Regions from separate parts of the Homo sapiens genome. Here region 1 is linked to region 2. A link is a contact called in ENCODE Hi-C or POLR2A ChIA-PET data. All regions are on one chromosome and are shown on one strand. The core of a region is the stretch at or near the end of the contact, and the rest is flanking DNA. Distances in the headings are between cores, read along the strand shown.

What was found. Hi-C counts contacts between places; a loop is a spot of excess contacts on that map. ChIA-PET counts read pairs that join two places held with the same protein, here RNA polymerase II (POLR2A). Pooled maps may share reads with other maps.
Region 1: a pooled map shows a loop between it and region 2 (2.3-fold over the local background). The contact joins two enhancer-like sites. A Hi-C loop is called at or near these places in 94 of 168 maps with a recorded cell type or tissue (A673, B cell, CD14-positive monocyte and 54 more), 36 of 37 single-sample maps with no recorded cell type and 47 of 50 pooled maps. POLR2A ChIA-PET finds 5 or more read pairs at or near these places in 9 of 52 experiments (AG04449, BJ, GM12878 and 5 more).

What each region holds. Positions count from the first base shown.
Region 1 is chr2:231,424,976-231,432,420 of GRCh38, forward strand. No RefSeq gene overlaps it. Among named protein-coding and RNA genes, the nearest start is that of SNORA75, 27 kb to the right of the region's middle. Within about 2 kb of position 1,841, at least 2 of the 41 ENCODE cell types and tissues checked have a DNase peak (open chromatin) inside an H3K27ac peak, as active enhancers do.
Region 2 is chr2:231,222,720-231,230,124 of GRCh38, forward strand. It overlaps ARMC9 (armadillo repeat containing 9), which reads left to right. Exons shown (of 25, transcript NM_001352754.2): 6 at 9-101; 7 at 4,055-4,079. Among named protein-coding and RNA genes, the nearest start is that of ARMC9, 28 kb to the left of the region's middle. RefSeq lists enhancers at 1-20, 5,665-5,734. Within about 2 kb of position 4,797, at least 7 of the 41 ENCODE cell types and tissues checked have a DNase peak (open chromatin) inside an H3K27ac peak, as active enhancers do.

The DNA of each region.
Region 1 (7,445 bases), core at 591-3,090, 200 kb after region 2:
TCCCAGGTTCAAGCGATTCTCACACCTCAGCCTCCCAAGTAGCTGAGATTACAGGCACCTGCCAACACGCCCAGCTAATTTTTGTATTTTTAGTAGAGACAGGGTTTCACCATGCTGGCCTCGAACTCCTGACCTTATGTGACCCGCCCACCTCAGCCCCCCAAAGTGCTGGGATTGCAGGCCTGAGCCACCGCGCCTAGCTCCATGGCCTTTTAAATGGGCTCAAGACTTTTACGTGTTGAAAACAAACAAAAACAAGAAACTCCTTCAACCCCATGAACCTCTTCAGCTGTGTCCCTACTCTCATCCCACAGCCACATTCCCTGAGGGAATTGTAGTCTCTGCAGTCCCGTTCCCCAGTTACTCCTCAAGACCCTGCACCCCGCTCATCCAGAGTCAGAAATAGTGGAGAGTTCTTGGTCTTGCTTGGTGTCTGGTCTGTCCTCCCAGCTCTGAACGACCACATCCTCTGCCAACATCAAGCAGGACTTCAGCTGGACAGGATGTGGCTCATGACAGCCACTTTCACATGGTTCCCAGAAGGGGAGCCAAAGGGTAGGAGGTCTCAGAGGTGGCAGCCTTCAGTCTCCTGCGAGAGGGAGAGGAGCCGCTGGTCTTCTCTTCCGCAAGTGACCAGTCAGGAGTCCGAGTCCACCCACAGAGGTTGCAGAAAGCAACAGGGCTTGCTCCAAAAGCCTGAACATCACTGGGGTCTGGGGCTGTAAGGGGGTACCGGGGGGCTCATGAGAGGGCAGTGTAAGTGCCTTCCTGCCCATCTTCAAGCCAGGCCCTGGAGCCAGCCACCTGCCTCAGCAATTTCCCCATTGCCAGTTCCAGGCCAGGTGAGACTCGTAAAATCACTCACAAAGCAGAATGTGTAGTCAGAGCTGGGGAAGCACCAGCCTGAGGGGCAGGAGGCTAAAGTCAGGAGCTGTGTACTAAGCAATTCACACGCTCCCTCTCCCCAGAGAGATCTGGCCTTTGTGCCTTTGTCCTGGCTCCTGGAAGACCACACCTGATGGTTTACCGTTACCCTAATGAGGTGACTCATGATGGGCCCCTGAGGGCGAGAGCTGTCAGAGCAACCCCCGGGGCGAAGAAACAAGCTAGAGACCCAGTTCAACCTCACAGGCAATGATTCCATCACCCTGCCCACAGAGGGAAACTGCAACACAAATTCTGACATCAAAGCCCGGGGAAGCTTCCGTGGTTGGCGGTACTCTGCGAATTGTCATACATCACAGCAAGGAGGAGGTGATGCCACACCCGTTGGCGGTACTCTGCGAATTGTCACACATCACAGCAAGAAGGAGGTGATGCCACACCGGTGGCTGCCAGCTCCTCATCAGGACCCTCCCTGGACTCTACCCTGTGTCTCTTCCTTTGGCTGGTTCTAATTAGTATCCTTTCCCGTTCATAAACATGGGGGCAATAGTGCTGTGCTTAAGGAAGCACCAGCAATTGGAGGTGAACCCAGACAGGAAGAATCCAGCCCCAGCCTTGTCCCGCCGTCTGAGGATGACACCAGGAAGTCCTGACCTCCCAGGACCTGAAGCAGAAGGGCGCTTGGTATGGTGACATGGGCGGGACGGTCTGCCACTGGGTCGACCAGCCCACCTTTGTGATGAACCTAAGTAGATTAATTTCATTTTCTGGGAGGGTGTAGTGGGTGGAGGGCACAGATAGTCAGCCAAAGTATCATCCCAGACCCAAAGAATCAGGGGATCTGTTTGCTTTTTCAATAAAAAGAGATGGGGGTAAGTTTGTGCAGATACGAGGAGCACTTAAAATCACAGGTAGAATAATAGGAGAAGAACAGAATTGTCTGAGTTTAGTGCAAGGAGAGGGAGAGGCCTCAGAGCCACTGGGGCAAACCCCAGCCCTTGCAAACAACGCTTCCTCAACACCCGTAGGCAGCCATGGTTTTTTCGGATGGATCTAGCTTGGGGCAACCACAGCTTAAGGAAGAACTAGGGGTACCGTGTCTTCAGCTGGGGAGCAGAGCCCACAGGCCTGCTGAGCCCTCAGCCTCCAGTTCCCCGGTGGGGCCTTCCAGCTTCACTGCTTCCTCAGAGCCTGTGGGAACATTGCTACCTCCACCCTTCACCATGATTGGTGTGGGCCTTTGCATTATCCTCTGTTAACCTGCAGGTGGTCTTAACCTGGGGTCCACGAATGCCCACAGGGTCCACAGAGAGCATTCAGGGGACTCATATGCATGGATGGGAATAAATAGACATCTTTGTTTTCACCAACCCTTAACTTTTCTTCAAAATTTGTTAAGGTAGTGGCAAAAAACCACAATAGTATTAGCAGTTCTGTGACTTTGTCACTATATCAGTCAGATCGCAACCAGAGAAACACAACCAGCAGGAGGTACAGCCCATGCTCCTGATTCGTGGTGGTTATGTTCTATAAAATCACCACAAACACTGGATTAGTGAATGTTGAAGCTTTGCTCCTGGGAGAAATTAGGTTCCTCCTTAGGTACCTGTGAGGGTCTGGTCACAGTATTTTCTTTCTTTCTTTTTTTTTTTTTGGACCGAGTCTCACTCTATTGCCCAGGCTGGAGTGCAGTGGTGTGTGGTGCATTCTCAGCAAACTGCAACCTCCACTGCCTGGATTCAAGTGATTCTCGTGCCTCAGCCTCCCAAGTAGCTGTGATTACAGGTGTGTGCCACCACGCCTGGCTAATTTTTTTTATTTTTAGTAGAGATGGGGTTTCACCATGTTGACCAGGCTGGTCTCAAACTCCTGGCCTCAAGTGATCCGCTCACCTCGGCCTCCCAAAGTGCTGGAATTACAGGCTTGAGCCACCATGCCCGGCCTAGTCACAATATTTTCCTCAGTCGACCAACGCATAACCTTTTTTTATGTTTGTTTCTGTTTAAAGACACTGAAGTTAATATACAGTTGATTCATTAATTTTTTTTTTTTAGATGCAGTTTTACTCTTGTTGCCCAGGTTGGAGTACAATGACATGATCTTGGCTCACTGCAACCTCCGCCTCCCAGGTTCAAGCCATTCTCCTGCCTCAGCCTGCTGAATAGCTGGGATTACAGGCATGTGCCACCATGCCCAGCTAATTTTTTGTAGTTTTTAGTAGAGATGGGGTTTCACCATGTTGGCCAGGCTGGTCTAACTCCTGACCTCAGGTGATCCTCCTGCCTCGGCCTCCTAAAGTGCCAGAATTACAGACATGAGCCACCACGCCCAGCCTGATTCATTAATATTGGACTCACGGCACCATAACTCACACCTGAATGAAGCTTCTCCAACGCACAGATTTTCTCCCTATAGCACATCACATCCTTCTTGCTCTTAGGAGCACCAGAAAGCTCATCAGCAGTTCACTTGGGGGCCACATGAAGCAAGAAAACCAGCAACAAAAAGCACAAAATACAAAAAAAGTGGCACTGGCTGGGCGTGGTGGCTCACGCCTGTAATCCCTGCACTTTGGGAGGCTGAGGCAGGCAGATCACAAGGTTAGGAGTTCAAGACCAGCCTGGCCAACATGGTGAAACCCCATCTCTACTAAAAATACAAAAATTAGCCGAGTGTGGTGACACGCACCTGTAGTCTCAGCTACTCGGGAGGCTGAGGCAGGAGAATTGCTTGAACCTGGGAGGCAGAGGTTGCAGTGAGCCGAGATCGCGCCATTGCACTCTAGCTCTGGGCGACAGAGCGAGACTCTGTCTCAAAAAAAAAAAAAAAAGTGGCACTAAATAGACCACCAAAAGGACACATGTTTACAGTGTGAGAGCTGAAACAAGAAGGCAGGCTCAGCCGGGCATGGTGGCCCACGCCTGTAATCCCAGCACTTTGAGGCAGGTGGATCACGAGGTCAGGAGTTCCAGACCAGCCTGGCCAAGATGGTGAAACTCCGTCTCTACTAAAAATACAAAAATTAGCTGGGTGTGGTGGCGCATGCCTATAATCCCAGCTACTCGGGAGGCTGAGGCAGGAGAATCGCTTGAGCCAGGGAGGCAGAGGTTGCAGTGAGTCGAGATCGTGCCACTGCACTCCAGCCTGAGCGACAGAGTGAGACTCCATCTCAAAAAAAAAAAAAAAAAAGAATGACATGGACACATATGGAGTAGTTTTAAGGAGCGGAGAGTTTAGTAGGCAAGAAGAAAGGGAGAAGACAGAAAGAAGCTCCCCCATACAGAGACAGAAGGAGGGGGGCTCCAAAGTCCAAAGAGGGAACCCCAAGTGTGGTGGATACCAGCCAGGTATATGTAGAGGCTGGAGGAAGCAGTGTTTGATTTGCATAGGGCTCAGGGGATTGGTTTGACCAGGCATGTCATTCATGCAGCCCGTGAAAAAGCTGGCCCTCCCACCCTAGCCTTTTAATATGCAAACGCAGGGTGCCATGATGTTCTACACACATGGGGATATGTAGGGGTGGCCATGTTGCCAGGAACATGTGGGGCAAGGGCAAGAAGTTCGCAGGAATCGCCATGTTTGGGTGGACCCAGTTTCTAATGGCCTTCATTTGCATATCAAAGGTTGCCGGCCTGGCTCTAAGAGCTGCTTTAAAAACGAAAACTTCCCAGGGACCCCTTTTCCTCTCTTATCTGCCTAAAATAATTTCTTAACTCCTACAACACTATCATACCACATTACAGTTGTAGTATTGAAGAAAGAGACATATGATAAATACGTATTATCCAGTTTCAGTTTTGGCAATGAACATGACAGTCCACAAAAGCCACCATGTTTTTTGTGCTGAAAAATTCTTGTGAATGGAAGAAGGAAACCAGCAAAATGAAAAGGATCCCTTCTGAAAATGCATTTAAAGATGCAAGGGTTTTTTTGTGTAAGGAAAGCTCAATTCAAAAATAGCTGGGGCCAGGTGTAAGGGGCTCACACCTGTAATCACAACATTTTGGAGTGCCAAAGTGGGAGGACAGCTCGAGGCCAGGAGTTCGAGACCTACCTGGGCAACATAGCAAGACCCTATCTCTTTAAAAAAAAGAGAGAGAGAGTTGGAGCACTTGATTTTTGTCAAGCACATCTGTGTGAAGAGACCAGCAAGCAGACTTTGTGCGAGGAATAAAGCTTTTTAATCACCTGGGTGCAGGCAGACTGACTCTGAAAAAGCAGTCAGCGAAGGGAGATAAGAAAGGGGCAGCTTTATAGGGTTTGGGTAGGCAGTGGAAAGTTACAGTTAAAGGTGGTTATCTATTGTTAGCAGAGGAGGGGGTCCCAAGGTGCATGGTGTAGAGATCATGGGACTCATTGTCCAGAAGAAGAATGTCCCAGGGTCAATTGATCAGCTGGGGCAGGGCAGGAAAAAGTCATAATGGTAGAATGTCATAAGGTGGATTAATTAGTTAAGGCAGGAACTGGCTGTTTCACTTCTTTGTGATTTTTCGTCTGCTCTAGACTTCTTGGCTCCTGCAGGCCATCTGGACTTATATGTGCAGGTCACAGGGGTTATAATGGCTGACTGTCAGGCCTCTGAGCCCAAGCTAAGCCATCATATCCCCTGTGACCTGCACGTATACATCCAGATGGCCTGAAGCAACTGAAGAACCACAGAAGATGACATTCCACCATTGTGATCTGTTCCTGCCCCACCCTAACTGATCAATTGACCTTATGACAATACACCCTCCCCGCCCTTGCGATCATGTACTTTGTAATATCCTCCCCCACCTTTAAGAAGGTACTTTGTGATATTTTCCCTGCCCTTGAGAATGTACTTTGTGAGATCCACCTCCTGCCCACAAAAAATTGCTCCTAACTCCACCACCTATCCCAAACCTATAAGAACTAATGATAATCCCACCACCCTTTGCTGACTCCTTTTTTGGACTCAGCCCGCCTGCACCCAGGTGAAATAAACAGCCTTGTTGCTCACACAAAGCCTGTTGGTGGACTCTTTTCACATGGACACGCGTGACACTGAGCTTTGGCTCAGAGGCTTGACATTCCGGTCTTTTTATTTATAAAATATACAGTTATAAGAAAAGATAAAGAAAATGTAAGTTTCTTCCGGGGATTATTGGCGTAGGGGCGATGTTTCTCAGGACTGCTTCAAGCGTGACCAGGACTGTGTGGACACCTTAAAGAAAATTTAAGGGTAGAGGGCAGCATAAGAATGGGAATTGAGGTTAAAAGTGAGTATAAAAGTAAAGAATAGGATTTCATCAGGGTGAAAGTATTGGAGTGTGCCCTGCCAGCAAAGATCTTCCATCCACTCCAAAAGGGAGTCAAGAGTGGTGGTTTGGGGATAGCACCAGGAGATATCAGCTGTGATGGTTTGGAGAAAAGGTGTAAACTGTCAGTGTAAACAAGAGCAGGGCATTTATGAGTAGGTGAGAATGGTGAAGAGGAAAATAGCAGGGATGAAAAAGTTTGTGAGGTGCAGTCCAAGAAGGAGGGGGTGACGCCAGGAAGGAGGGGGTGACTGCATAAAGCCTTGTTGTAAAGAGTAGAGTAAGGAAGAAGAGACCTAATCCTGTGAGGCTGGAAGGGCATATTTTCCTTGGTCTAAGAACCATTTGTCTTGAGTGGGGAGGGATTGATAGGTGGAAACTTCAGTGGGAGAGTAAGTAGGAGTGACTGATGAGAAGGAGAAAAACTGGCTGTGAGGGACAGAAATAGGAATACTGGCTGCTTATTTAGCTGTCTTATCAGCATAATTGTTACCTTGAGCAGTGGGGTCTGAGGTCCTTTGATGGCCTTTGCAGGGAATGACTCCAGCTTCTTTTGGAAGTAAAGCGGCCTTAAGAAGAGTATTAAAGAGGCATTAATAATGGAGGACCCTTGCGTAGTGAGGAAACCTCTTTCTGCCCATATAACAGCATGGTGGAGCAGGATATGGAAGGCATATTTAGAGTCAGTATAAATATTGACACACAGTCCCTTTGCAAGACTGAGGGTCCCATTTAAGGCAATGAGTTCAGCTTGCTGAGAGGTAGTGGAGGTGGGCAGCACGGTGTCCTCAATGATAGATGTGGAAGACACTATAGCACAGCCTGCCTTTGCTGGTGAGTGGCGATTAGGCCTGGTGGAACAGCCATCAATGAACCAAAGTGTGATCAGGGTGAGGAACAGGAAAGAAGGAAATATGGGGAAATGAAGTGAATGTCAGGTGGATCAGAGAGATACGGTCATGGGGGTCAGGTGTGGTATCAGGAATATTGTGGGAGGCTGGATTGAAGTCCGGGCCAGGAACAGTGGTAATTGTGGGAGACTCAACGAAGAGTGAGTATAGCTGAAGGAGCCGGGGAGCAGAAAGTAGATGTGTCAGGTGTGCGGAAGAAAATAGATTTTGAAAGTTATGAGAACTGTAGAGAGTGAGTTGAGCAGAGTTTGTGATTTTGAGGTCCTTTATAAAAGGATTAGAGTGGTGGCAGCCGCCGCACACAGACATGAGGGCCAGCCTAAAACAGTAAGGTCAAGTTGTCTTGTCGCCTAGGCTGGAGTGCAGTAGC
Region 2 (7,405 bases), core at 3,547-6,046:
TTCTTTAGGATTCCTGGACTCCAGAGTTAAAGTTGAAGTTGATAAAGTTTCTAGCTTTAATATCTAAAGCCAGCAACACGCCAAAGCTTTTAACAATATATGTATCCTTTTGAAGCAAATAGAGACCACCTATGGTTTTAGAGCAGATTTTATTTAGAGTTGCACGCTGGCTTAGGTTTATTGAGGTTGCCTCATTAAATCGGGATAATTAATAGTGTTGCTTTCATATTTACAAGGTCAATGAATCATTAATGGCAGGGCCTATAGAGATCAACTTCTATATCATTGGATCTCTGAGACTTTCTTTTTGGCAAGGTCTTATTTTGATGTCACGTGGCTAGAAGTTGTCTTGGTAGAAAAGAAAGTTTACCTTCTTGTAAAAGAATTCCTTGGGATAATTGTCCCTTTGCAGAATGTCACTTAACCACTTTTAAGCCCTTCAGGCCATGGCATATGGATCGGGTGACCATCTAACTTGTCATTCAAATTGGGACTTCTTTTTAAATAACTTTATTGAGGTGTAAATTTACATACCATAAAATCTACCCATGGTAAGTGTACAATTTAATGCTTTTTGGCAAACGTACAGAGCTGTGCAGTATCACCACAGTCCAGTTCAAACTGGGACACTTTTGAAAGTAAAAAGGGGCACTAACTGGACAAAGTACCAGGGTGACAGGTGTAAATAGAGCCTGTTTCAGAAAGAGCAGAACGTTAGGTCACCCAACCCATGGAAGACTAATTTCCCAAAGGTTATTAGTTTTTAAAGACAAGTATCTCCTTTTACTTGGAATAAAAATGTATCCAAAGTTATTTCATAACAAGAACATAATGTTTTGAATGGTAAAATTGGTCACTGTTTAGTTTAATTTCATGAAAAATTTAGGCTACTTTGCTGCGTAATACCTTCTGCTTCCTTTCTAACTCCAAAGCATTTGACTTTCTTGACCTAATTGAGGTTTTATTTGTCACTAGGACTCCATGCCACATTTCTACTTGAGCTTCCTAAGCCTTCCCTGTTGCCTGTATTCAAATTCCTTAGCCTGGCCTGAGCCGAACGGACTGATCTACAGCTCTCGTCTCTGCCTTTATATCCTTAAGGCTTTTGTTTAAATTCTTCTGTTTGCCTACATACCACGATGTTTGCATATCCAAACCTTTTCCTTCCTAGAGTTCCATATACAGTGATTTTCAGTGAAACTAGAACTTTTCCAACTTGACTTATAATTATTTGAATACGCTTTAAAAAAGCATTTCTCAGCTTAATTTTTTTTTTTCTTGATACTGCTCCTTGTGGAACAGGGCTACCCCATAGGCAGTGTGCCCAGAGTAGCTCAGCTTAATAATTATGGGTGCCAATATGTTAAGAATCTAATCAAAATGATTTACATGGTAAATTATATTAGTTATATTAAAAATATATTAGTATACTCAAAACAGTACCTGACTGGGCCCCGTGGCTCACGCCTGTAATCCCAGCACTTTGGGAGGCTAAGGCGGGAGGATCACTTGAGCCCAGGAGTTTGAGCCCAGAGTGGGCAACATGGCGAAACCCCATCTCTGCAAAAAGTACAAAAAGTTAGCTGAGCATGGTAGCATCCATATGACTATAGTCCCAGCTATCTGGGGGAGACAGGTGGGCGAATCACCTGAGCCCAGGAAGTTGAGGCTGCATTGAGCTGTGTATTCTGCCATTGAACTTCAGCCTGGGCAACATAGTGAGACCCTGTCTCAAAAAAATAAGAATAAAAAAAGATCATAGTACCTATTTTATAGGAAGAGTATGAAGATTGAGTTAATACATATAACTTGTATGAAACAGTCCAGTATATAGTAAGTGCTTGATAACTGTTAGCTGTTGGCATTAGAATTTTTAAGTACTTGTCACCTTTCATCCTGTTCCACATGCTTTGAAGCATATGCTGAAATATAGCAGGTAACTATAAATAACATTCTAATATTTTCCTTGTTACATGAAAATACTTGTAGTTCAGTTCAATACATTAAGCTTCTACTATGAGTCAAATATTGTTCTAGGATTTAGGGATATAAAGAAAAGGCCAAGATGTAATTCTCTTAGCCAAACTGGAGCTTTGAACAATAAAATAGGAGTCTGTGAGGCAAACAGAGGAGGGATGGGAATTACAGGTAGAGGGAACAGCCTGTGCAAAGGCACTGAGACAGTGCCTGGGAAACTGAAATAATTTAATATTACTGGAGCAGAGTATTGGCATAGACAAACTCAGAGACTAGGCAGGGCCTAGGTCATAAAGGTTTATGCCAAGTCCTATAAGGAATAAGGAGCCTTTGAAGCATTTTAAGTAAGAGAATAACAGTTGTATTTGCAAAAAATAACTTTTTACTTCCTGATTATAAAATCAACTATATTCCTTATAGAAAATTTGGAAAGTACAGAAAGGTTTTTAATACAGACATACACCCAAATTGTAATAAAGGTAGGTACATGTATGTGTGTGTATATTTCTATGCATTTTTATCAAAGGAAGAGAACATCTTCCCATATCATTAAATAGCCTTCAAAAGCAGGTTAAGTTCCCTCAGAGGTTTAAACGTAGAGTTACCACATGACCCAGGAATTGGTCCAGGCTGTACACCCAAGAGCTATATACCCTAGCTATATACCCAAGAGAAATGAAACATACATATGTCCACAAAACAACCTGTACACAAATGTTCATAGTAACATTATTCATAATAGCCAAAAAAATGCAAACAACTCAAATGTCTATCATCTTATGAATGGATAAACAAACTGTGGTGTTATCCAAATGATGGAATATCGTTTGATATCATCCAGCCATAAAAAGGAATGAAGCACTGATTCATGCTGTAACATGAATGATCCTTGAAAGCATTATGCTAACTGAAAGAAGCCAGTGGCAGGGACCAGGTATTATATGACTCTATTCATAAAATGTCCAAAAGAGGCAAATCTGGAGAGACAGAAAGTATATTAGTGGTTGCCAGGGGCTGGGGAGAGCAGGGAAAATGGGAGTAACTGCCAGTGAATACAGGGTTTCTTTTGGAGGATGATGAAAATGTTCTAAAATTGATTGTAGTGATGGTTGCATAACTCTGAAAATACTGAAAACCATTGAAATGTACACATTGATTGATGATTGATTGATTGATTGAGTCAGAATTTTGCTCTTGTCACCCATGCTGGAGTGAAATGGCGTGATCTTGGCTCACTGCAACCTCCGCCTCCCAGGTTCAAGCGATTCTCCTGCCTCAGCCTCCCAAGTAACTGGGATTACAGGCACCCACTACCAAACCTGGCTGATTTTTGCATTTTTAGCAGAGACAGGGTTTTGCCATGTTGGCCAGGCTGGTCTCAAACTCCTGATCTCAGGTAATCCACCCGCCTCAGCCTCCCAAATTGCTGGGATTACAGGCGTGAGCCACCACACTGGCCTGAAAGGTACACTTTAAATAGGTGAATTATACAGTACGTGAATAAAGCTATTACCAAAATACTAAGGAAAAGTTTAAGACAAATTAAGGGAAAAGAAACATGTTAAGTAACTGTCTTCAGTCATGCAGCCAGACGTGTGGGAACTGAGATTTGAACCCAGGCAGTCTGGCTCCAGAGTCTGTGGTCTTAGCAATACTGTGCTATGCTGTTTTCACCTCAATATCAATTTCCTTAGGATAAAGCTTTGAATTGAAGTTAGAGTTGAATTATGTATAAAATCAGATTTGCATTTTTAGTTGGCTTGGTAGCAGTGGGGAAGGCCTTTGGAAGGGGATAGGAAGGGGATAGGAGGCTGTTGAAATAGTGCAAGACTTGAATTCAGACAGTGATAATTGAAATGGGGAGAAGAGGACTTGCCTTCTTCTGAAATGGGAGTGGGTCAGGCCAGTATGGAGAAGTTGCTTAGCTATTTACAGCAACAGTTGGAGCTGGCCCTCCCGGCTCCGAGAATTCTGTTTCATCATGCTGAGGTGCTTTCTCACATTGGCCACAGGATGTCCGATACCCCAAGTACCGTTCCCTGAATGCCTGTTTTCCTGAACTTCTTTTTCATCCCAGAAGGAGAATGGACAAAGTAACAAAGGTAAATCATCTAGATTTAAATTTGTCTAAGAACAACTTTGCCAGTTCAGGTTTGAAGTAGTAAGATCGGTGCAAAGATGGAGAGAATTCATGATTTTGGCTTTAAGAGTCTAAATATTTATGAAAGGCTTTGCAGTCATAGTGACCTGCAGTTCCTTGAGGCCCATTTTCGGGAGGGCTGGTATTGTTAGCTTCGTCTTGCATGTCAGGTAGCTAAGCCTTGGAGAAATGAAGAGAATCCAATAACATCCCAAAGGGAGGTAACTGCAGCAGCAGCACATTTTCCCTAGAAGGTGTAGGGCAGCATGGGTAAGGATAGAGTTCTTTTAATTTAATTTATTTTAATTATTTTAATATTTAACTTTTACCTTGAACTAGTCAACTGGGGTCTTCGAAGACATATGGAGTACCCATTCTTATCAAGCATTTTCCATTCCCAAGTAGGAATTCCAGTCTTCAGTTTGTAGCATGAAGTGTTATTTTTCCATGGTCAATTGTTTTTACCAGAACTGTTCACTTTTGAGTAAGGTGAGAAAAAGTGTAGTTAATATGAAGTTGGTGGCCCCAGTTGGGGCGCTGTACCTCAGTTTTGCCTTTGATACTACGTTTTGACAGCTGCTTAAATGATGATGCTGGAAAGGGCCTGTGATGCATGTCATCCCTCTGGTGAGTATTGATGGCATAACCCTCAGTTCCCAGTAGGTGGAGTGTGACTACAGGAGATCTTGTTCCATGCGCCAGCACATTTGCCCTTTCAAAGCAGAGTCATGCCAGAGAGGATTTCAGAACTCCCTGCCATTGCTTTTTCCTGTTTCTTTTTAGGGAGTGAAACTCTTTTAAAGAAAGGAAGCATTAATTAGTAAATTATTTAGCTGTTTGCTCACCAGGGAGTTGGCAGATAAGCAATGGGGTTTGTCAACCTCAGGGAGAGCTTGGGTTTGGGTTTGTCACTCAAGATGGCTTTGGCAGCGTCAGCCTTTGAGAAGGCTTCGGATGCTTGGTTTTGCTCTTGGTAGCCTCAAGCATCCCCAGCTCAGCTGTTCTAAGTGTGTGACTGGTTCTGCCAGCCATGCTGACCCTTCTGTCGCTCAGAGGGGACAGGCCCTGCTGGCCCTTCATGGAGGAGCAGGGCTACAGATACGGCCCCATGGGATCAACCTGGACTGCTCCAAGGGTCGCAGGAGCACCCTGAGTCTTGGAGCTCCCCAAGGTTGCCCTACCCCCAGTACAGTATGTGGAGGAAGACTCCCAGCCTGCATCCTCAGCTCTGCAGGCCCGCTCTCTCAGTGCTAGCCTAGGCCCAGGCCTGGCCACGGTGCGTCCCGGGCCAGTTTGCTCACATCCAACACAGCTGGCATCTTCAACTGGACTGGGACTTTGGATCTTGCCCTGCAGCTCCTGGAAATACACCTCAGCCCACTGTTCCATTGCTGCCTGACAGACCATCCCGACTTGGTGGCACAAAACAATGACATTCACTTATAATGGTGATGATGAGCCTGCATGGTCTGGGAGCTGTGGGCTCAGTTAAGCTGTTCTCCCTCAGCGTGTCTCTCAGGTGCAGTCAGGCGGAGCGGCCTGGGGCCAACTCCAAGGCACTCACACGCAGAGTGGTGGTCGGTGCTGGCTGTCACGTGGGGTCTCAGCAGAGGCCCTTGACGAGAACACCTGCGTGGCCTTGTGGTCTGGGCTTCCTCCAGGCATGTTGCCTGGTTTCCAAGGGTGAATGTCCCCAGAGAGAGCCAGGAGGAAGCTGTATCACTTTTTCTAACCTAGCCTCTGAAGTCAGTCAGTCATTTCTGCTGCATTCTGTTTCTTGCAAGTGAATTCCTAAGGCCCCCTCACCTTCAGAGAAAGGAAATTACATTCCTCTTCTTGATGGGAAGGAGGGTGTGTCAAAGACTACAGGCATTTTAAAACCACCACCATACCCTGCATCTCTGGACCCTAGAGAACTGCCTTAGTTGTTAGTTGAATCTGCCAGGTCGCTGTTCTGAACTAGCCTTTGGACCCCCAGGCAATGGGGGCAGGAAGGTGGTGAGAAACTTCTCTCTCTGGTTCCTGAGTTTCTGCAGCTCATGTCCCCCTAGCATACACTGCATTTTTGAGCATAGCTTTCTTCTGGGAGCATTATGTAAATCTGATAAGTGGCCCAGTTTTGCAGATCAAATAAACATGGGAAGGGGAATGCAAATAAAAGAATTGTCTTTCTCTACAGGTTTTTAATGTTGGAATTTCAGTAAGGAGACCAGTTTTTAAGCCTTCTTTAGGGTCAATTTTAACTGAGTTTTCTGGAAGCCAAGCAGAATGGCTGTGGATTTGAGTCTGGCAAGCAAAGTGCATCTGTGGCGGAGTGAACTCTGTAATGTGGTGTTGCTATGGAGATTGGAGATTCGCATTTTGGGCCCAGGCATGACAGTCATTTGTCACCCCCTTGTCCCCTCATCCTGCAGCTAAGGCTGTAATAACCAAAGGCACAGACATGCCCCCAGTTTAATTTAATTCTAGACTCAGGCATTGTTTTAAGTGAAGTGGTTGCATGATATCATTGTTCTGTGTATCTTGATAGGAAGTTTTCACGGTTAAGTGAGATTACCAGAAGCTTTTAAAGAAGACAGGAAAGGCACTTGCAGCAGAAACTTCTCTCAGAAGGAATTACGTTTGAAATGCTGTGTGGAATAAAAACAGGTTGACAATGTAGTAACATCGGATTATTATTTTCACCTAGTCACTTAAAAAGGATATAGAAATAGTATCTTTTGGCATTTCTAGCATGAATTGATTCAACCCTTTCAGAATGAGCAGTTGATCATTTTTCTGGAGTTTGGAGCCCTAAACAGTATTTTAAAAAGTAATGACTCATATTCATAAGTTACATTATAACTTTCTTCATCCAGTATCTGTGGATTAGCAAAGTAGCAAGGAGGTAATTTTTATCTGAATACAAACAGGAAAGAGTATATCATTATAAAGACAGAGAGGTTAATTTTAGCTTTTCATAGTGGGTGAGAAAAACAATTCCATATTTAAAAGTTGATCATTTTGTCTTGAGCAGCCAATTAAAATCTCATTTACCCTTTAAAAAAAAGTACAGTGCCCTAAGTGAAGTAGAAAAGTTAAAAAAGAAAGCTTGAGTGGCGGGGGAGAGATTTACATCACTGTTATGTCAGTAATTTTGGATATGAAGAGTCTCAATAAATTTCACTGGCATGACTAAGATGGTTTTATTAAAATAACATGGAGGTTATAATAAGACATCTCCATTAAAAGTTGAGGTCTTGTCACTAGGCGTGGTGGCTCATGCCCGTAATCCCAGCACTGTGGGAG